Linked DNA regions of Homo sapiens: region 2 is linked to region 1. Evidence: chromatin loops called from intact Hi-C (ENCODE). Cell type or tissue: CD14-positive monocyte. All regions are shown on one strand. Links, peaks and the distances in the headings refer to the core of each region. The heading gives the core; the rest is flanking DNA. Region 1 has its middle 180 kb from the start of TMCO5A. Region 2 holds the start of LOC105370773 (a long non-coding RNA gene).

Evidence for each region. A loop is a pair of places that touch in the nucleus more often than their neighbours do. Peaks named below come from ENCODE experiments on the same cell type or tissue, not always from the same donor. Only the 100,000 strongest peaks of a DNase experiment are listed, where the experiment ranks them.
Region 2: a loop joins it to region 1, with 3 times the contacts of the local background. A loop is called at or near these places in 3 of 110 quality-filtered maps.

The regions. Positions count from the first base shown.
Region 1 is chr15:37,749,530-37,761,054 of GRCh38, reverse strand. No RefSeq gene overlaps it. Among named protein-coding and RNA genes, the nearest start is that of TMCO5A, 180 kb to the left of the region's middle. In CD14-positive monocyte, for the core only: no CTCF peak of the experiment used is centred there; no DNase peak of the experiment used is centred there.
Region 2 is chr15:37,668,835-37,680,359 of GRCh38, reverse strand. LOC105370773 (a long non-coding RNA gene) reads right to left here and starts at 7,198. Exons shown (of 3, transcript XR_932116.3): 1 at 7,123-7,198; 2 at 1,394-1,460; 3 at 823-885. In CD14-positive monocyte, for the core only: no CTCF peak of the experiment used is centred there; no DNase peak of the experiment used is centred there.

The DNA of each region.
Region 1 (11,525 bases), core at 1,199-9,198:
TGTAGGGTTTGAGCAGCCCAGGCCTGCTGAATTAATCCTTTACTGCCCAGAGATACAGAAGGGTTTCTTGAAATCAGGGGCTTTTCCACTTAATCTCTTTTTTAAGTATGACTCAGCTTACTTTTCTCATGTTTCTTTGTTCCCAGTGCTTAGTGCTAACCTGCTTTTTATCTTATTTCAAGACACCAATAAGCACCTCTGTGTGTGGTGTTTATTGGCATCTTAAAATAGGAGAAAAAGTTGGTGGGGAGGAAACATTCTAGCACAGGGTACCAGCATCTCTAACATCTGTTTTCCCAAGGCAACACTGACTCACGCCCATTTTATTAAATTAATGCCTACATCTCAGTGGACTTCTTTGTCTGGAAAATGTTCTTATTTGTCATGTATCCTGTGTAGAAGGATCCATGTATCTAGACTGTAATTATATAATTTTAAAAATTTATTTTATAAGAGCAAACACTGAGAAGTGTAAAGCTTTATTTTATAGTACCACGTGTTGACCTATACTTTGAATTCAAGTGACTATATATGTGCTGGAGATGGCAAGGACTGGAAAGAGGAGAGGTATAGAGGTATGGGAGAAATTTTTTGTTTGTTTATTTTTTGTTTTATTGAGATGGAGTCTCGCTTGGTGCCCCAGGTTGGAGTGCAGTGGCACAATCTTGGCTCACTACGACCTCTGCCTCTTGGGTGCAAGCGATTCTCCTGCCTCAGCCTCCCGAGTAGCTGAGACTACAGGCACCCACCACAACGCCGGGGTAATTTTTGTTTTTTTAGTAGAGACAGGGTCTCACCATATTGGCCATGTGGGTCTCGAACTCCTGACCTTATGACCTTCCCGCCTCGGCCTCCCAAAGTGCTGGGATTGCAGGCGTAAGCCCCCGCGCCTGGCCGGGAGAAAAATCTTATGATTGATAACTATTTGTATAGTAGCAACATTTAAAAAAAATCTGCACTCCACAAAAGTAAAGTGCAACTTATTATATAATATACTTTAGGTGTATTCTTAGTAAACAAACACATAGCCATTATATCCTCTCTTTTAAGATCAGTATTCCATATGAATAATTTCTGTCTTCCTGAAACACATTCATTCCCATCTCTCAGAAAATGTGCAGTGGAGAGCTAAGCCCTTTCCTTCTGCCTCTAATGTGGTGGTCCTGTACTTTGAGGGAGAACCCGTAGTTAGCAAAATTGGAGAAAAAATGAAGTGCCAGCTCTTTTCATTACTGACAGAGAGGGCTTAAATTTGATGAACCTACTCCCCTGGGGCTGGAGAACAATCGTCACCTCTCTGAAGAGTGGTATGGGGTGAGGAGGCAGGCATTTCCTTCAGCGCCTCTCCTTGCACCTGGTCTCAAAAGAACATGTCCTGGACCCATCATCCACTGCTGTTCCCTGGCCATTTTCTTTGCTTATTTACCTCTGATACTTGTTTTGTGAACAGGAGATTTATGTGGGAAGAAAATTTGTATCTTGTGCCAGAGTCACTTAATACATATTACTTAATAGTGAAATAAGAGGTTCGTCTATACATAATATAAAAACAAAACAGAACCTAACCTACATCAACTTAGCTAAATTAATAGAGAAAGGTCACATAAAACAGTTTCACTTCATTTAGACCAAACCATCACATAGTTTTCTAATTGTGTGACTCTCAGGGTGTTGCTGCTTTAGGTGTAGCTCTGTATATTTATTCCACAAAGTGTTGTGTTGGAAATTCGAATCTACCATGGCCTTATTTGGCGGTGTTGCCTGTTTTAATTTTGAGCACCACTTCATGCACTACCAGTATGAGTGAAGTGTGCTTTTTTGTCTGATAATGTGCACACTCGCCTCCTAGACTCTTTTCTAACCTGTCCCCTGCATTGGTTGGTGTAGACATTTTTCTTTCTTTATAAAATCACTGATTGCCCCCAAGCCTCCTTATTCTTAGTTGACTACCACCATCCCTACTCCATCCCTACTTGTGAAATCCAGCCTGCTCCAATTGCGCCTTGCTGCCACCTCCGTTTGGACATTACTCCACCATTTTTCTACACATTCTTTGTGTCTCCATCATCTCTCTCTCACTGGGCTCTTCCTCTCAGCCCAGCCTATCAACATTCTCAGATCTCCTCAGACTCCCAAACCCCTGGCACCATCCACTCCTTTTGCCACTACGTTAACTTCTTCCTGAATTAGTGCTCACCTCACCCAGGGCAGGGGCTGCCTAGTTTGTTCTCTTAGCTCAGTTATTTGACCTTTCCAGTCTATCCATCATGCTTCTTACTGATTAATCTGTTTAATATCCTCATGTCATTTTAGTCTCAAAAACTTTTAATGGCTCCCCAGTGCTTAGTAGTAAAGTCCAAAGTTCTTATCTTTGTGTTTTCTTCGCTAAGCCTCCCTCATGACCTGGGTACCTGCCAGCCTTTCCAGCTTGATTTCTCTCTCCTGACCTTTGTATTCTCTGCATTTGGTCTGACTACATTGTCTGTTGCTCCCTATGTGTACATTGTGCTTCCTGATCTTCTTGTCTGGGTGCACACCATACCTCAGCCTTGATAGTTTTCTTTCTCTCTCTCTCCCTCCCTCCCTCCCTCCCTCCTTCCTTCCTCCCTCCCTCCCTCCCTCCCTCCTTCCTTCCTTCCTCTTTCTCTTTCTTTCTTTCTTTCTTTCTTTCTTTCTTTCTTTCTTTCTTTCTTTCTTTCTTTCTTTCTTCCTTTTTTGAGATAGGGTCTTGCTGTGTTGCTCAGTGGCACAATCTTGGCTCACTGTAGCCTCAACCTCCTGGGTTCCAGCAATCCTCCCACCTCAGCCTCCTGAGTAGCTGGGAACACAGGCGCTCGCCACTATGCCTGGTGAATTTTTGTATGGTTTTTAGAGATGGGGTTTCACCATGTTGCCCAGGCTGGTCTTGAATTCCTGAGCTCAAGCAATCTGCCTGCCTCAGCCTCTGAAAGTGCTGGGATTACACGTGTGAGCCCCCGTCCACCTGGCCCTGGATAGTTTTCTTCCTTTCAAGTTTGTCTGCTTTCCCCCAGCCCCTGCTACCTAAATTCTGTGTTAATGTCCAACTCAAATTTAATCTCTCCCAAAAGCCATCCTTTGCTGGAAATGCTCATTTCACATCAATGGCCTTTGCTTTTGCTTTTGCTTTTCCTTCCTTCCTTCCTTCTGCTTTCTCTCTCTCTCTTTCTTTCCTTTCTCTTTTTTTTTTTTTTTTTGATGGAGTCTTGCTCTGCTGCCCAGTTTGGAGTGCAGTGGTGCAATCTCAGCTCTCTGCAACCTCCACCTTCCAGGTTCAAGCAATTATCCTGCCTCAGCCTCCCAAGTAGCTGGGATTACAGGTGCCTACCACCGCACCTGGTTAATTTTTGTATTTTCAGTAGCACTGGGGTTTCACCATGTTGGCCAGGCTGGTCATGAACTCCTGACTTCAGGTGATCTGCCCACCTTGGCCTCCCAAAGTGCTGGGATTACAGGCATTAGCCACCGCGCCCAGCCTCAATGGCCTTTTCTAAGAGGCGTTGTTTGTACACCTCTTATAGTACTTGTTCACTTTGTACTATGTTAGCTTTATTTATATACCTGCTTCATCTTTTGTACTGCAGTGCTAGCTCTTTAGGGTAGTTTACATTTACTTTTTTGTCATGTGTTTCGTGCTACCTGTCTTTAGCACAATATCTGAAAAATGTGAATGATGTATTTATTGAATGAGTGAATGAACAAATCAATGAATGTCTCCAGAAGAAAGAAGTCCTGATGGAAGTATATCTCATATCCTACCTCAGTGTCTAAGTGTGAATAAATTAAAATAATTACCCTCAGCACATCAACTCTTCCAGATATTTTGTAATTGCTCTTATCATGTAAAACATATTAAGATAATTGGGCTCAATGTGTTTATGAGCTATAAGATGTATTACTGCCCCAGACTGAAATTTGTTTCCATCTAGATTAGTAACACTGCTTTCTAACGACCTCTGCATTTTGCAGCAGAAGTCATTAGGGTATTTATCGGAAATAGAAATCAGATGGAAAAATCATCACATCTTTTCCCCTTCTCTTCACCTTCACTTGAATGCAGAAAATAGTATCTTCAAAACATTTACTGTTCTATGGCTTTTAAAGAAAACTCCAAATTTAAAATACAAACACATTGTGTGCCTTTCTCATAGTCTGACCTATAAAATTGCACACTTTAAAGTTATTTTGAAACTCGGAAATAGAAATGGGAGCATCAAAATGCAACATTGTCAACACATTAAAAATTTTGTAGGTCTGAGCTTTCAGAAAGGGACTTATTATTTTCATTCCTTCTGCTGAAACTCCCATTTATATGGCATTGCCTTCCCCAAGGATCCCCAATAAGCTTCACCCATTTCCCCACCACTGAAACAGAGAGGTACCCCTAGGCTGGAGAGCAGCTCCCATTTAATAGTGCATAACAACAGAACCAGGGCTGTCAAGCTCTGACAGCTTGAATGAGGGAAGATTTCAAACAATTATGAGTGGGATTTTAAATTCCTCACCTGAAATACACTGAAATACATTGCAGAGTTTTTATCACAAAAGGGAGATACCTTGGAAACTGCCTGAAAATTTAAGAAAAATTTAACAGAAACTTGGCAGGTGCTCATTACACAACAGTTGAGAATAAGAAATGAAATGGTGCACTGAAGGGATTTAGAGAGGTAGAACATAATCATTGATGTAAGAATGAGGCCAGGACCCAGGAGATGCAATCCCTGCCCTTTGTTACAAGACCTTGGGGATTGCAAGTGTCTAAACCCTTCCTCGTTGTTTTGTGTTTTGTCCTAAGCCAAGCAGTATTATCCTTATTAGGTAAAAAACAGGTATTGTTTAGTCTGGTAAAGCCCATTCAGGACTTGACAGAAAGGGACATTACTGCCATTAATCCACCATTCTTTAAAAAATATTCATTCATCCTTAATAGGACCCTGATTCACTATCAGTGCTTGTAGATCTGTTTTGTTGATGAGGACTTTAAGTGAATAAATACAAATTGTATTGTAATCAGGTTCAAGGTGAGGTAGTTTTTGATGAGGCGTGCCCTCTCTTCTTTCCAGACAATATCAATGTGTTCTAATGACTTGCCAGCTTTACTCTTTTAGTATCTTGTAATTTCTTGAACATATTGCCTGACAATTTATTTAGACTATTTTGAATTCCAGGACTCCTAAAATACACTTTTGTGAGCAACTTTGCTACGTCCTATCTTTATAACAAATTATTTAAAAACCCATTGAAGTGAAGAATTTAACAGGTGACCTAAATGAAGTTAAGTCATTCTAACCACTTCCTTGATTTTGCTGAATTATTTTAATTTTCTTGCTTTTTTCCCCCAAGCACAAAGCAACTCTTTATTGTCCTAAACATCCAGGCTTTGACATGAGAACCTCAAACATATAATAAATATAATAACGTATAATATAGTATTTAACATATAATAGAATATAATACAAACACATTGCATGCCTTTGTCATATTCTGACCTATAACACTGCACACTTTAAAGTTATTTGAAACTTGGAAATAGAGATGGGAGCATCAAAATGCAACATTGTCAACACATTAAAAAATTTTATGTATGTGGTTGATCCGCTTGCCTTGAACTTGTAAAGAGTTGGGATTACAGGTGTGAGCCATTGCACCCAGCTGTTTACCCACTTTTTAATTGGGTTGTTTGTTTTGCTCTGGTAAATTGACGTTCCTTATAGATGCTGGGTATTAGGCCTTTGTCAGATGCATAGATTGCAAGTATTTTCTCCCATTCTCTAGGTTGTCTGTTTACTCTGTTGATAGTTTCTTTTGCTGTGCAGAAGCTCTTATGTTTAGTTAGATCCCACTTGTCAATTTTTGCTTTTGTTGTGACTGCTTTTGGTGTCTTTGTCATGAAATCTTTGCTTGTTCCTGTGTGCAGGATAGTATTGCCTAGGTTGTCTTCCAGAGTTTTTATAATTTGGGGTTTTACATAATCCATCACATAAACAGAACTAAAGACAAAAACCACATGATTTTCTCAGTAGACACAGAAAAGGCTTTTGATAAAATTCAACACCCCTTCATGTTAAAAACTCTCAACAAACTAGGTATTGAAGGAACATGGCTCAAAATAATAAGAGCCATCTGTGAGAAACCCGCAGCCAACATTATACTGAATGGGCAAAAGCTGAATGCATTTCCCTTGAAACCCAGCACAAGACAACTATGCCCTGTCTCACCACTCCTGCTCAACATAGTATTGGAAGTCCCAGCCTGAGCAATCAGGCAAGAAAAAGAAATAAAGGGCATCCAAATAGGAAGAAAGTCAAACTATCTCTGCAGATGACATGATTATATATTTAGAAAACCCTATAATCTTGGCCCCAAAACTCTTTCAGCTGATAAACAACTACAGCAAAGTTTCAGGATAAAAAATCAATGTACAAAAATCACCAGCATTCCTATACACCAATAACAGCAAGCCAAGAACCAAATCAAAAAGGCAATCCCATTCAGAATATCCACAAAAGGAATAAAATATCTAGGAATACAGCTAACCAGGGAGGTGAAAGATCTCTACAATGAGAATTACAAAATACTGCTCAAAGAAGTCAGAGAAGACACAAACACATGGAAAAACATTCCATGCTCATGAATAAGAAGAATCAATACTGTTAAAATGGCCATACTGTCCAAAGCCACTTACATATTCAGTGCTATTCTTATCAAACTACCAATGACATTCTTCACAATATTGTTAAAATGGCCATACTGCCCAAAGCAATTTACAGATTCAGTGCTATTCCTATCAAACCTGTGAAGAAATGACATTCTTCACAGAACTAGAAATAAAAGTATTTTAGAATTCATACAGAACCAAAAAAGAGCCCAAATAGCCAAGGCAATCCTAAGCAAAAAGAACAAAGCTGGAGGCATCACATTACCTGACTTCAAACTATACTGTAGGGTTACAGTAACCAAAATAGTAGGCTACTGGTGCAGAAACAGCCACATAGATTAATGCAACAGAATAGAGAGCACAGAAATAAGGCCACACACCTACGGCCACCTAATCTTTGACAAAGCTGACAAAACCAAGCAATGGGAAAAATACTCCCTATTCAGTAAATGGTGCTGGGATAATTGGCTAGCCATACACAGAAGACTGAAGCTGGAATCCTTTCTTACACCTATATAAAAATCAACTCAAGATGCATTATTTTAACTTTTTAAATGGGAAAGGGAAAGAAGAAGGCTTTGTTAAGAGCTGTATGGGCCCACAATCCTTACATCGAAAGCCTTTGAGGCCAGATGTGTTTTGAATTCACATTTTTTTTTAATTTTAGAAATTGAATATGGTACATATTTATGGTAACACTTTTAGTGACGTGGGCAAGATCTTGAATTATTACATTACTATTTCTGTGATAAAATGTATTGTTATCGTTTGAACGTGTCCCCCAAAGTTCATGTGTTGGAAACTTAACCTCTAATGCAAAAGTTTTGAGAGCTGGGAACTTGAAGAGGTGATTATGTCATGAGGTCTGTGCTCTCATGAATAGATTAATACTGTTATCACTGGCGTGCTATCCTAATAAAAGGATGAGTTAGGCCCTCTTCCTCTTGTTCTCATACTACTCTCTTGCCCTTCCACCTCTTGCCATGCCATAGGATAACAGAGCAAAAAGGCCCACAGTATATGCATGCCCTTTGACTTTGGGCTTCCCAGCCTCCAGAACTGTAAGAATTTCCGTTCTTTATAAATCACCCAGTTTGTGATATTCTGCTGTAGCAACATAACATGAACTAAGATAGGTATGCATATTAACTTCAGTTCAGTTCTGTTCTGCATCAGTGAAATACAAAAAATCCCTTTTGGCTTTCAGAGATTTTCAAGTTTTCAGATTGTAACTAAGGGATAGGTATATATATATTTCTTGTTTAAAACAGAAAATTATGGGCCAGGCATGGTGGCTCATGCCTGTAATCCCAGCACTTTGGGAGGCCCAGGTGGGTGGATCACGAGGTCAGGAGTTTGAGACTAGACTGGCTAACATGGTGAAACCCATCTCTAGTAAAAGTACAAAAATTATCCAGGCATGGTGGTGTGCACCTGTAATCCCAGCTACTTGGGAGGCTGAGGCATGAGAATCGCTTGAATCCAGGAGGTGGAGGTTCCAGAGAACTGTGATCATGCCACTGCACCCCAGCATGGGTGACAAAGTGAGACTCCATCTCAAAAATAAAAAAAACAGAAAATTATGAATGACAACAAAAAAACCTACAACATTCTTATTTATTTATTTATTTATTTATTTATTTATTTTGAGACAGAGTCTCGCTCTGTCTCCCAGGCTGGAGTGCGGTGGCATGATCTCGGCTCACGGCAAGCTCCGCCTCCTGGGTTCGTGCCATTCTCCTGCCTCAGCCTCCTGAGTAGCTGGGACTACAGGCGCCCGCCAACACGCCTGGCTAATTTTTTGTACTTTTAGTAGAGACGGGGTTTCACCGTGTTAGCCAGGATGGGCTCGATCTCCTGACCTCGTGATCTGCCCGCCTCAGCCTCCTAAAGTGTTGGGATTACAGGCGTGAGCCACCGCGCCCGGCCACATTCTGTTTTATTAATGAGTAAATCAAACCTCAGTCCGAGGTCAAACAGGTATGGAAGGATGAAACCAGAGTCCTTCCATTCTATTTTACCACATTGCCCTTCTTTATCCTAAAGACCCACTTAATTTGTTTTTTCCATTTTTGACCTCGTTTCTACTGCTTAATATGCATGGATCCAATGAAATCATAGGTTTCCGTCTATGCAGTGCGGGTCCTGATGCAATATTAAAATAAAAATGTATTTGATCTCAAATAAAATGTGAAATCCTCTACAAGGTCAGAATTCAAGTCCTAAAACCAGTTAAGTTAGAATGTGATAGGACTCCTTTTTCTTGTAAAAATATCATCTTAAAAACCTGACTCAGGTTTTTAAGGATGGGTATCAATGAGTACATGAAAATCTGGAAGATATCTCAGGCTTTGCCAAATATTTTTGGAAATATTCAAAGGGATGATAAAAGGAAAAGAATGTTGCAGGATTATTTTTGTTTGTAATTTTTGTCACACCAACTAAGATCAGAGGGAAAATGTCATTTTGAAGTTACGTGAAGAACATTTTTGACACCAGGCTAACTCTCCACATCTTTCTTACAAATAAAAAGAAACTCTTATACATATTCCTTTCACATAGCTATCACCCAACAATTTTTGAATTATGTGATTAAAGAAGACTTAATGATGAAATATGGGACATTTTGTAGCTTAAAGATGAGATTGCCCAAGCAGTGGTCACATTCATATTAAAGCTTCCAAATGCCACGTTCGTATTAATTTTTTCCTGGCCACGAAAAGATTTATTTTTATATATGAAAACTATAGACATAAGTTTATTTCTGAGTCCACTGAATCCTCTCCTCAAAGGGCAAAAATACTTCAATTTGACCACTCAGGAATGTGAAAGAAAATATCATGTCCCTAAAAATTCATGATTTTTTAAAGCATTTCCTTCCTTCCTTCCTCCCTCCCTTTTGCTCTCTCTTTTCCTTCCTTCCTTCCTTCCTTCCTTCCTTCCTTCCTTCCTCTTTTTCCTTCCTCTTTTTCCTTTTCTTTTTCTTTCTTTTATAGAATCCACAACTTTATTTTAAAATTTTATTTATTTTTATTTTCAACCCGGGGGGATGCATGGGCAACGTTGTTACAAGGGTATATTGCTTGATACTGAGGTTTGGCATACAGATGGTCCTGTCACCCAGGTGGTGAGCATAGTACCCAATAGGTTGTATTTGGCCTATGGCCACCTCCCTTCCTCCTGCATCTAGTAGTCCTCAGTGTCTCTAGTTCTTTATGTCTATGTGTATTCAATGTTTAGCTCCCTTTTATAAGTGAGAATATGCAATATTTGGTTTTATGTTCTGTTTAATTCACTTAGGATAATAACCTCCAGCTGTATCCATGTTGCTGCAAAGGATATAATTTTGTTCTTTGTCTGGCTGTATGTTATTCCATGGTGCATATGTACCACATTTTATTTATCCAATCCACTGTTGATGGGCACAAATGTTGATTTCATGTGTTTGCTATTGTGAATAGTGCTGTAATGAACATACAAGTGCATGTGACTTTATAGTAGAATGAATTATTTTCTTTTGGGTATATGTCCAGTAATGGGATTGCTGGGTTGAATGGTAGTTATATTTTAAGTTCTTTGAGAAATCTCCTATCTCCTCTATTTTAAGTTCTTCGGAAAGCAGTTGAGAAACTGACTTTTTAATGGTAGCCATTCTGCCTGTTGTGAGGTGGTATCTCACTTTGGTTTTGATTTGCTTTTCTTTGATGGTTAATTATGATAAACTTTTTTTTTTTCATTTCTTTGTTGGCCCCTTGTATGTCTTCTTTTGAGTAGTGTCTGTTCATGTCCATGGCCCATTTTCAAATTGGATTATTTGCTTTTTGCTTGTTGATTTAAGTTCCTTTACACTCTCGATATTTGACCTTTGTCAGATACACAGTTTGTGAATATTTTCCCCCATTCTGTAGGTTGTCTGTTTACTTTTTTGATAATTTCTTTTGGTGTACAGAAACTCTTTAGTTTTATTAGGTCCCACTTGTTAATTTTTGTTTTTGTTGCAATTGCTTTTGGGGACCTAGCCATAAATTATTTGCCAAAGCTGATGTGGAAGGTATTTCCTAGGCTTTCTTCTAGGATTTTTATAGTTTGAGGTATTACATTTACGTCTTTGATCCATCTTGACTTAATTTTTGTGTATGGTGATAAGTAGGGGTCCAGTTTCATTCTTCTGCATATGGGTAGCCAGCTATCCCAGCACCATTTATTGAATAGGGAGTCCTTTTCTCATTGTTCATCTTTGTCAATTTTGTCAAAGATCAGATGGTTGTAGGTGTATGGGTTTGTTTCTGGGTTGTCTATTCTGTTCTGTTGGTTTATATGTCTATTTTTGTATCTGTACCATGCTGTTTTGTTTTCTGTAGCTGTATAGTGTAGTTTGAAGTTGGGTATTTGATCCTTCCAGCTGTGTTCTTTTTGCTTAGGATTGCTCTGGCTATTCAAGATATTTTTTGGTTCCACATGAATTTTAGGATAAATTTTTCCAATTCTGTGAAACATGACATTGGTGTTTTGATAGAGATAGCATTGAGTCTATAAATTGCTTTGGGCAGTATGGCCATTTTAAGGATATTAACTCTTCCAATCCATAAGCATAGACTGTCTTTTCATTTGTTTGTGTCATCTCTGATTTCTTTCAGCTGTGGTCTGTAGTTCTCCTTGCAGAGATCTTTTACCTCTTTGATTAGATGTATTCTTAAGTACTTAATTTTTGTGTGTGTAGTTATTGTAAATGGGATTGTGTTCTTGATTTGGCTGTCAGCTAGAGAAGTCCCAGGAGACTTTTTGGCAGTCTTAAGGGTTTGCTATATATAGAATCATATTATCTGCAAAGAGCAATAGTTTGATTGCT
Region 2 (11,525 bases), core at 1,152-9,151, 81 kb after region 1:
ACATAGTTGAAATTTCTAATTACAATTTTTTTAGGTCCCAATGATTGTAATGTTCTGTACATGTGAAAGTTAAGAATTCCACATTTCCATTTAAGAGATAATTATTGGCATGTCGTTACATGGGAATGTTACGCTAATAATACATTTTGATTGGTTGCTACAGGCAGAAGCTCCTGTCATTTATCAGAATTCCTGTTAAGCAGTCATCTTAAAGAAGTAGGTACAAAGGATATTAATTTGACTTTTTATGGAACCTTCTTAAATAGAACCTTGAATTTTCCCAAGTGAATGGGAAGACTTCAAAATCATATCAAACACAAATTTTAGTGGTGACGGCTGTTTTTATTTTATTTTATTTTTGTCAGATTGATCTTATTTTGCATAGTGAAAATAGAAATGAATTACTTATGACTAATGTGCTATTTTAGAGCTTGATGGAAATTTAGAAGCGATCTGGACTTTTTATAGTTGAAGAATCTGAAGCCCAGAAAGACAAAACAAAACTTGCTCAAACCGGTTCCATAACTAGTAGAAACAGTAAGTGAAACTAGTTCTTACTATCAGTCAAATGCTTTTCCTGATATGGCATTTAGCCATTCTCAAATCTTTACAAACTCCTATTGGCCAGACAATCTGCTGGTGGACTAAAACATCTATGATGACTTTCCTTTCCTCCTGCTGGCATCTCCTTGCATAAGGTGTTGGAGTTTCCTAACCCTCATAAACACTGTGGGTGTACCTCTCTGTGAGACACACCCTATCTCCACAGATGGGGTCTTCAGGGTGATTTTTGACCTCCCCAGCCTCTTGGGGTCCTTAATCCTGAGGCTGACTCTTGGCCTGGCTTTACATTTGTGGTCTCTGGCTTTAATCCCTGAAGCTGTGCTAGAAATAAATTTTAAGGGTAAAAAGAGAGAGCAAACTTTGTTAAAATATTTTGCTATAGCATTTACTTAGATTTGAGATTTTTTTTTCTACTTTAAGTTCTAGGGTACATGTGCACAACGTGCAGGTTTGTCACATATGTATACATGTGCCATGATGATATACTGCACCCATTAACTCGTCATTTACATTAGGTATATCTCCTAATGCTATCCCTCCCCCCTCTCCACTCCCCCCACCCCCACACATGCACACATATGTTTATTGCGGCATTATTCACAATAGCAAAGAATTGGAACCAAGCCAAATGCCCATCAATGATAGATTTGAGATTTTTATTGGGAATTAATATTTTAAATTAGGATGGAGAATAGTAAAACTGGAAAGAGAGGATAAATGGAAAAGATGGAGGAAACAGAACTAGATAATTGGAAATCCCATGTTGACAGATCTCAAATAATGTGGATTGATCAGATAAAACAATTATATCAAAGGCCAGAAAACTTACCTTATATTGCACTCAGCAATTTATAAACTTCTTTCACATTTACTGTTATTTGATCCTCACAACAGCTCTGTAGGACAGCAATAATTATAAATAGTTATAATTTATCAATAAGAAAACTACAATTCAAATATGTTTAATGGCTTGCCCACATTCACATAGCTTGTAAGTGGCAGAGACAGAACCCAAACCACAAGTCTTCTGGCTGCAGATCACATATTCTTCTAAGTATACCACTATACTTGACTGCAAAAGACTCAGATGCATTAGGGGACTCAGCTGGATGTAACTTTGTGGCCCTTACGGCAGAAGTCATAGGTTTGGTTCCTGTGCATGCTGGTAGCTATTATAGCTGAACAGAAAACTCCTATTTTCATGGAGAACAAGGTATCCGTGTATATGATGTGAACTGATTACCTTTACTAAAAAAAATGGAGGCTGCCATCTAACTGGTAGAAAACTAAACCGTCTTTGTACATGAAGAATAGTAAATGTTTATTATCATCTCTTGGGATATTTAGTTGGGATACTGCTTCAAGATTTGGATTTGCAAAACCAGCACTCTAGTCCAGGGTTTCCCAATTCCCAGGCTGCAGACTGGTGCCAGTCTGTGGCCTGTTAGGAACCCGGCTGCACAGCAGGAGGTGAGCGGTGGGAGAGCAAGGATTACTGCCTGGCCTCCACCTCCTGTCAGATCAGCACAAACCCTGTTGTGAACTGCACATGCAAGGGATCTAGGTTGAGCATTCCTTATGAGAATCTAAAGCCTGCTGATTTAAGATGAAACAGTTTCATCCCCAAACTATTCCTGCCTCCCCCCATGGAAAAATTGCCTTCCAAGAAACTGGTCCCTGGTGACAAAGTTTGAATTTATGTCCCTGCTACCAGGTAAATGCTTTAAGATATGGTTGCGGATATCATGGAAAGTATGAAGATGTACATACTCCAGAATCATATAATTTTTAATTTTTTTCCATGGACATTAGTAGCTATTATCAGCTAAAGGTCCTGTGAGAATCTGGTACAAGAAAAAAAATTCCTTCTTGACATGAATAATTTTAGGCCTCATGTATGTAGCAAGGTCATCAGGTTGAACTCCCTGGGTAGAAACACTAGCAACACTGTGATCTTCAAAAAAAAAAAACATTTTTCTCTAGAATAGTGCCCTGGAATCTTTAGACTTGATTAGTTTATTTCAAGGAAGGATTTGAGGGGAAAAAATATCTCATTTGCCTGGCAGCGTATCATTCCTGGGGGAACACATGTTTACATTTGCTGAATTAGACAACTCCACAGCAGTTATTGGAGAGCTAAAGATATATTAATATTGAAATGTAGGCAACCACATGTTGATAATGAGCCCATTTTGTGTCTTGGCTTGTGGAAAAGAATGTGAAAATGCCTTATTCTGTATTATTTTTTCCTTCTGACAGTACTGATACACTGCCGCAGGCAGTCTAAAAATAATAGCATGAGGTTAACTGACAATTGCAGGTATATTTACACTGCTATTCTGATATTAGCATGCTGCTTAAAAAATACCACTGGAGGTAATACAGTATGTATTCAAATAATTTTTTTATTAGAGATAAAAAAACTGATAGAAAAGACAAAGATCATTCTTTTAAATGATCAATAGAAATATCTGTGGTTATTTTAAAATCTGCTGCAAATAAACTAAGATTTTCTCAAAATCTTTGCCCGATGGATTAAGAGCAAGAGCAAGAGATTCCATGAGAATGGTGTCATCAAATGTGCCTCCTTACACACACACACCCACCCCTCTGCATGCGCACCCGCACAGCTGTGTGTGCACACACACACCAAACAGTTTAAGTCGTGATTTGGAAACCCCCTGAATCTCTAAGGAAGCCTCTTGTCTCTGTGGCATTGCGTCTACCTCTGACATCAATATTGATTACTTTTCTGGACCATTATATTGTTTTGTCTTTGGATTTATTTGCTTGTAGGCATCATTCTTTTATTCAAAAATTATTATTGATTAATGTGCTGAATTTTTTCACCATCAAGATCCACTTTCCACCCTCGTGTTCTTCCTGTTGACTGCATTAACGGGCTTGCTGGCCTCTACGTGGATTCAATCAATGAAAGCTACCAGCAGAATATTGGAGTGACTTTGAAGTACGTATTTCCCTGCAATCACCCCCCATAGGGCTCCAGGTCTGTTCCTCTAACAAAGGCTACCGCTCCTCTCAGGAGCCCTTTCCTAAAGCCACAGTTCCCACTAGGTTTCAGGTAAGTCTCCCATTCCCTTCCCATTGGGCAAGATGAGGTAAGGGCTTTCTGCTGTTGCCAGTCCCATATGCCTCATCTCTAGTTTTTTCTCTTAACCTTGAGTAATTATTTTATTGAACCCTCTTCAGTTACCCTGTTTGGGTATTACTTCTGTTTCCCTTGAGGACCCTGAACTGAAAAAGATGCTGTGTACAGGGACTACAATAGCCACTGGATTATAAAAGGTTGTAAAACCCAATATTCTCAAGGAACTGATCATAGACAAGGTAGAGTTACACACAGAGCAGTACAGAAACACTGACAAAGGCTATCTAAATCGAGTTCGGAGTGGTGCTAAGGAACCTTTTTTTTTGGAAGAGATGATGCTTGATGTGAAACCTTTTATTACTGAAAAATTCAAATACCTAAAAATGGAAAGAATATTGTAATAGGCTTCTCAGCTTCTACATAACCATTACTCAGTTTCAGTAATCATTAATTCCATCAGCTCAAGGCCAATTTTATTTATCTTATCCACTTCGCCGTCTCCTCCCCAGATTTATTTTGAATTTTTTTGTGGACAGCATATAATTACATGTGTATCTCCAAAATATAGGTACAGTATCACCATCTTCCAAAAAAATCAATGATTAAAGGCCCTTAATATTATTGAATACTCAGTGCTCAAAATTATCTAATTATATTATAAATGTTGTTTTTCCAGTTTATTTATCTGAATTTGGATCAGCTAAGGTCCACATATTATTATAATTGGCCTTTCCTATTCTATAGGTTCTTTTTCCATGTATAATTTTTCCTTAGAATTTCTTTGTTGGAAAACCCTGGATTATTTAACCTATAGAATTTCCCTCTGTCTGGATTTTCTTGATTGCATAACATGTTTATCTCTATTTTCTATAACTTGATTGTAAGAACTAGAGCTTAATCTGACCCAGGTTCAACTTTGGTTTTGGTGGGAGGCAAGATTACTTCATAGGTTGGCAGTATGTACTTTTGTCAGAAAAAGTATAATTGGTTGCTTCTCATGTTTTTGATGTTAAGAGCCATTGATAATCATTGCCCTAGAGCAATGGTTTTCAAACTTCAGTGTTCATCAACATCACTTGGAAGACTTATTAAACCCCAAACTGCTGGGCTCTACCCCAAATCTTCTGATTCAGCAGGTCTGAGGTAAGACAGAGAACTTACATTCCTTACAACTGCCCAGTTGATGTTAGAGCTCTACTGGCCCAGTGACCAGATTTTTAGAGTTGCTCCAGTTAGCTTATCGATTCATTAAGGACCATCTCAAACATTTCGCATTCCAATCCCAGACCTGCAATCAGCAATTTATGCACGGATCCCTGTTTCTTCATAGTAAGATGTCTAGTTTAGAACCCGTATTCTGAAGACCAAAGACACTAATTTCAGCTGGGATGTACATTGTTTTGAGACATTGTGGATGGTTGAGTTGGGAAATATTTTTCAAAGAAAAACAAATCGTGACTTTGTATTGACAGTTCCAATCAAAATTCAAGACTACAGTTCAAGACTACTTAACCTTATTATGTGTTACAATAGTGTTTCTTTCTTTCACTTGAAAGATCCGTGCTTTCAATAACACCAGCATAATTCTCATTTGTTTATCCCATAGTAATCACACAACAACCTAAGAATAACACTACCAACATGTCCACTAACTATATGCTTTCTCAAAATAGTCTGATCGTAGTGGGTGTTTTTGTTTGCTTGTTCTCTTTTATTCTACTTTTAATCCTTAGGGCATGTCCTCAGAATGTGCAATTAAATTACCATGTTTTAAATTCACTTGAATTAGTTCCTTTCTGTATAGTTATGCCCGCACTGTTTATACAGTTGGGTCATTTTTATACTTTTATTTTTAATTTTTAGAGATTGTATTTTATAAATTAAGCTTGCTTTGAAATTATGAAAAATATTTACAAGGGTCCAAAATTAAATTGTGTTTTATTTATTTATTTATTATTAAAGACAGTATCTTGCTCTGTCACTTAGACTGGAGGGCAGTGGCATGAGGATAGATCACAGCAGTGTTGAACTCCTGGTCTCGAGTGATCCTCCCTCCTTGGCCTCACAAAGCACTGGGATTACAAGGCACGAACCCTTACGACCACCCCAGAATCAAAGTTTTGAAGCAAGTTATAATAAACGAAGCTTAGCTTTCATTTCTGGTTATTTCACTCTAATTCTTCTCTTTCCCCACAAGTAAATTTAAAAGTTTTGAAAATATCTTCTGGCATTTAGGAAGGTTTGCATTTTTTGTTTTAATAATTACTTTTATATTTATTTTAATAAATCCTTTGTAATAGTAATTTCCATTCCTCCCTTTCTGGCTATTGACTATTGTTTCCTACTATGAGCACTAATGCAACCAACTAGTGACCTGTTTCTCTTTCTTTCTTCTCTCGAATCCAGCATTTGTTGATGTAATATCCTTGTAGACCTAATGAATACATATGAAATAATAAATGAGTTTATTGTACTTATCTATATTTGATTCTTGTATTATAGCTACATTATTAGGGCACACAGACATTTTATTGTTATAATCATCAGCCTTGATTCTATAGAAAAAATATATTTAGTGCTACCTCTTGTACTTATGTCAAAGCCTCTTAAGTCATTTTCATTGTATGAAGCTCATTCTCTAATAGATTATTCAGAGAAGGTTTAAGGGAATAATATCCCCTCAATAAACACACACACACACACGCACACACATATGCATGTATATATCTCCAGTCAGTTAGTAGAATATTTCTTAATGTTGGCATTATAGATTTAATTCCCAGCTAAATGGTATACCCTTTCAGTGTTTAGTTTTAAGACTTTTTATTATTGTAAAAGATTTTCCTGAGTTATAGTTTTAATATTTATTCTGTCCATTGCTTTAGTTTTCCTCTTCAGAGACTACTAGTATATTTATGTTGAATCTCTTGCTTTTCTTCTGTATTCATCACTTACTCTCAAATGCTTTTTAGTAGTCTTTCAAAATTCTATTATCTATAAAACTTCCTCTTTTCCATATCCTATTTCTCTTAAGGCATATTTTGTTGTGTTTATTTACTTTTGTGTTTTTTCCTAACTTTAGAGGTAGTTATTTTTTCTTTTATTTCTAATTCTTTCCTGAATTCTTTTACCTCTCTTTTTAAATCCTTTTCTTAATCATCTCACTTCTGAGTTTTTAAATTCTGATATATTAGATTCTGATATATGTTGTTCTTTATAGATTCTAGAATTCTCTTATTTTTAGCTCATTTTGAAACATTAGGTTCTTCATCTGTTTTGTGGGCATAATTTTCTGGTGTGCTTTCCTTATTTGAGAGATTTTTTTTCACTATTTTATTTTTTATACTAATTTTATGTAAGATCCTGTGGCATTCTTTTGCTGCTCTTCATTGTTAAGTAAAATGACTTTTTATGTACTTTTAGAAGAGAAGATAGATCAAAATAGCTACCTCTTAGATCCTCCTCCTCTGCTACTCTTCTCAGTTTTATCTTCACCTTGTTTTTCCTTACTCTTATAGTCCCTGTTCTGCTCTCTGTGGCTTAGAATACCAGCAGTTTCTCCTTAGGGCTAAGCTCTGTAATGTAAGGGTTGATTTGTCTGTCACTTTTGAGAGTTTATAGACCCCAGACCCCAAAACTCTCTGGGACCATCAGATCATTCTTTAGGCCACTTGTATTTGCCCTCATTACTCTCAAAGTGGAACTTTCAAAATCCTCTCCCATTGTCTCCTGTTGTTCTCAGAAAAGCCCACTGTGCTTTCTAGGGGTGCCTGATAGTTGGGAGTTTCCAGCTCTCAGGGTCATCAGCAGTCCCTTTGTCTTTCCTCTGATTTCAGCCATACTGTTTTGATACCATATAGGTCTTGTAGTTTTTCCTAACTTAGCCCCACCAAATTATATTTTAGAGTTACATTTGTGATCTAGACTTATTGCAGATGTAGTCTATGAGGTCTTGTTTTTCCTACTGTAGTTCCTCTGAGTATCTTAATAGGAGGATTCAGGGAGCTTTCAGGTATTCCAGAACACTTCTTGAACTGATTCTTGGCAAGTTGGCTGGGTGTGTAGGAGGGAGGTCTAGGAAGGAGAGCAAAGAAGGGAAAGGGGAGAGTTTCTGAATAAAAATAGAACATGAGAAGGCAGGAAGGTGTAAAACACCGTGATGCAATAGTAGAGCTGTATTCTGGTTCAGTACCAGTAAAAGGTTTGTGTGAGGTAATGGAAGGAATGAATTACTGAGACAGAGGGGGTGTGACCACAATGAGCTATCTGTGCTAACCTGGGAAGCCTGAACTTTAACACTATAGGGAGCTGTTGAAAGGAGGCAAAGCAAAGTGACATTAGATTAATAATTTGGAAAAGTTTCCTTGGCAGCAGTGTAGAGAATGGCCTTGAAGTAGTCCTGGGGCTAAACAGGAATCCTCTCTCCTGCCCATGTTAGGAAACTGGTAAAGTGAGAAGGGATGGGGACTAAACCAAAGCAGTGGTGGATGAAAAAGAATTGCTGTTTGTTATGTTAAATCTATAGGGTGTGGTAAATTGTTGGATATGAAAGGACAAGTTTGGATGTGCAGGATAAACCTAAAATGAGTCTTAAACTTCTGGGCAATATCTTGGTTCCTAAAATACTCACCATTCTACTTCTTGCATCTCTTATTCTTGTAGGGTTGTTCTGATACTTCTGAAAATGGTAATTTTGGAGATGTTTGTTTTTCTGATTTTTACCCGGTGAGCTTAGTGATAGAAAGCGTTCTGTGTATGACTTATTTCAAACTTTTATAAAATAGTCTGTAATCTACAAAGTAATACAAAGAAGACACAGGATTATTTTTCCTTAACACATGCCTGAGCTGGTTATCTCCCTTTCGGAATTTGGTGGCAATATTTATATTTATATTAGCATTCCAGTTTTCTTCTTTGAGACAAGGGGAAAATAGGATAGAAGAAGAAAGAGTCAGGAAGTTGATAAGGTTATTCCAAACTAGATTGTGACATCACAGAAACTAGGTAATTAAAGGAGGGCACAGGAAAACAACTGGAACTGTACTTCTATCCCTTTGATGCATCTCAGGAAAAATTCCACAGACCTGCTACTTTTTTTTTTCTTTTTTTTGAGACAGAGTCTCGCTCTGTCCCCCAGGCTGGAGTGCAGTGGCAGGATTTTGGCTCACTGCAAGCTCCGTCTCCTGGGTTCACACCATTCTCCTGCCTCAGCCTCCCCAGTAGCTGGGACTACAGGCGCCCGCCACTATGCCCGGCTAATTTTTTGTATTTTTAGTAGAGACGGGGTTTCACCATGTTAGCCAGGATGGTCTCCATCTGCTGACCTCGTGATCTGCCCATCTGGGCCTCCCAAAGTGCTGGGATTACAGGTGTGAGCCACTGCGCCCGGCCAGACCTGCTACTTAAAGTATGGTCTGAGGCAGCAGCAAGGACATCTCCAGGAAGCTTGTTGAAAATGCAGACTCTCAGGTCCCACCTCAGACCTACTGAATCAATATCTACATTTAAAAAAGATCTCCAGGTGATTTATTTGAACATTAAAATTTAACATCACTGCTCTAGACCATGTGAGGAAGTAAACTTTTTGTTAGTCTACCTTAACTCTCTGAAAATAGCAAGAGTCTTTATTACAGCGAAGCATTCATTTAGTGAATATTCTTCAGGAATTGGAAGAGCGAATGTAAGGAGGGTGTATAAAAGAGCAGTTTAGGATTTGTGTTCAGTAGGGAATCAGTTTACTTAGGTTCAACATCTGGCTTCACAACTAATTTGTTATGTGACTATGGAAAAGATACTTAATCTTTCTACACATTGGTATCCTCACTTAGAAATTTAATTAAGAGTGCTTACTTCCTAAGATTGTTGTGAGGATCAAATGAAATAGTATGTAAAAAGTGGTTAGCACAGTTGCTGGTGCACAAGAAATGTGTCATTATCTATCGTTATTAAAAACGTAATAGTATTAAAATGTCTTACATCTTGGATGTGTATAATACTTTTATTAGAATTAACGATGCTGTGCAGGGACCTCATTTTTGTTCAAATATACAACACTGTCAGTGAATATAGCACTTTACATACACCTGAAAATGCTTCTCAGAGAAAGGTAAATCTTCAATATGATGGTTCTATGTATTTGTATTATATGATTTCCTGGAAAAGGTGAAATATCAACATTAGAACCTACAAATTTTTAAAACCTGTCTAGGTGAGCTAAACAAAAAGCAGTATTTACTTTTTTTAAAAAAGAATCTTGAACTTCAGAAAGCTTGAGTCAGTCTTCACGTTTCTATTCACTCTGTTTTATATGTTTTTGGTATCTACATTCTGATAAAATCTTGATGAAATTTTACTTTAGATGCTTCATGATTCAGCCATTGTTAACGTCTTGAGACATTCTGAGCCAATCATGTCAGAAATCAGCAACAACCATACAAAACATTGCATCTAACCACAAACTAATGAACAAAGGCAGAACACTAGACACAAACCCTTAAGCTTTTATATGCTTCGGGAACCTACCTGATTTATTCCGTTTTCACCCAAACATTTTAAAAGCCATGTTAATCCCTAGCAAACATTTTTATCTAGAGAGGCCCATACTATGGAGGGTAGAATGAGGTTGGAGAAATAAGCCCCAGATTGTATTTATTTCTTATTACAGAGCTCAGCATTTTTATGTTCTCTCATCAACAAAAAGACTCCCCCCTACACACCCTTGGTGTTTTCTATTTATGTTCACCTGCTACTCAATTAGCACCCCATCAAAACCCTCGCTTGCAGGGGGTTTATTGCAGAACACTGCACTGCAGCCCTTAACCCTCTATCTCACCTACATTACACATAGAGCTAAAAAACAGTCCCCTGACTGTGCTTAGAAAGCATGTCTTTTTATTTGGTGTTTGCGTAAGGTTTTCCTTGTGTGCATTACCCTGAGTGTTCATAAAGTTATAACTGTATCTACATGTGTTTGACATTTATTACCTTCCATAGGACTATAAAGCACACTTTTCTCTTTTAACGGCATCTGCTGACATGGTGCATAAAATAAACTTTAAATATTATCTATAAATTAATTAGCATTTTCTCTCTATTAGGAAAAGCAGATGAAGACTTACTAACACTGTTTTAGTATACTTAGAGGTTTTAAGTGGATTCTGTGCAAAACACAATGGTATTATTCTTATCTAGTTTTATTTTTTATTTTGCTATATTTATGTATTTGTGTGAGCCATGCAATCTATTTTCATTTGTAGAATAAGGAAATATAGTAAAGTTTCAGAAAGAAAACTAACACCTTCCCCTTTAAAATTATTTCACTGGTTTCATAAACTCTATTACTATTTTATTTTTCTTAAATGTGTAAATAACTATTATTTAAATTTTGATTTGTAAATATGTCTTTTAATTTAAATAAGTATTTCCTATATACAGTACTTTATATCAATGTATTTTTATACAAAATTTGGTATTGGGCTTATAATTTTTGTGTTGTTTTTTATCCTATCTTTATTACTTAATATTGCATAATTATCATGTCCCATGTTATCATATACTCTTAATTTTGATTTTTAATACTATCTACAGTCATTTATCTTATGAAGATGCCATTATTTTATTATTTAGATGAGTTCAAAATTTTGCTGTTATAAATGACATTCAGCTGAACATCTTTCTATGAAAATTATGTCGGCATTTCTGATTATTTCTTCAAGTGAAATTCCTAGAAGTGGAAACACTGTTTAAAGCTTCTGAACAGCAAAGGAAATAATCAACAAGATGAAACAGCAGGATATATGGTAGCAGGAAATATTTGCAAATCATGCATCTAGTAAGGAATTAATATCCAATA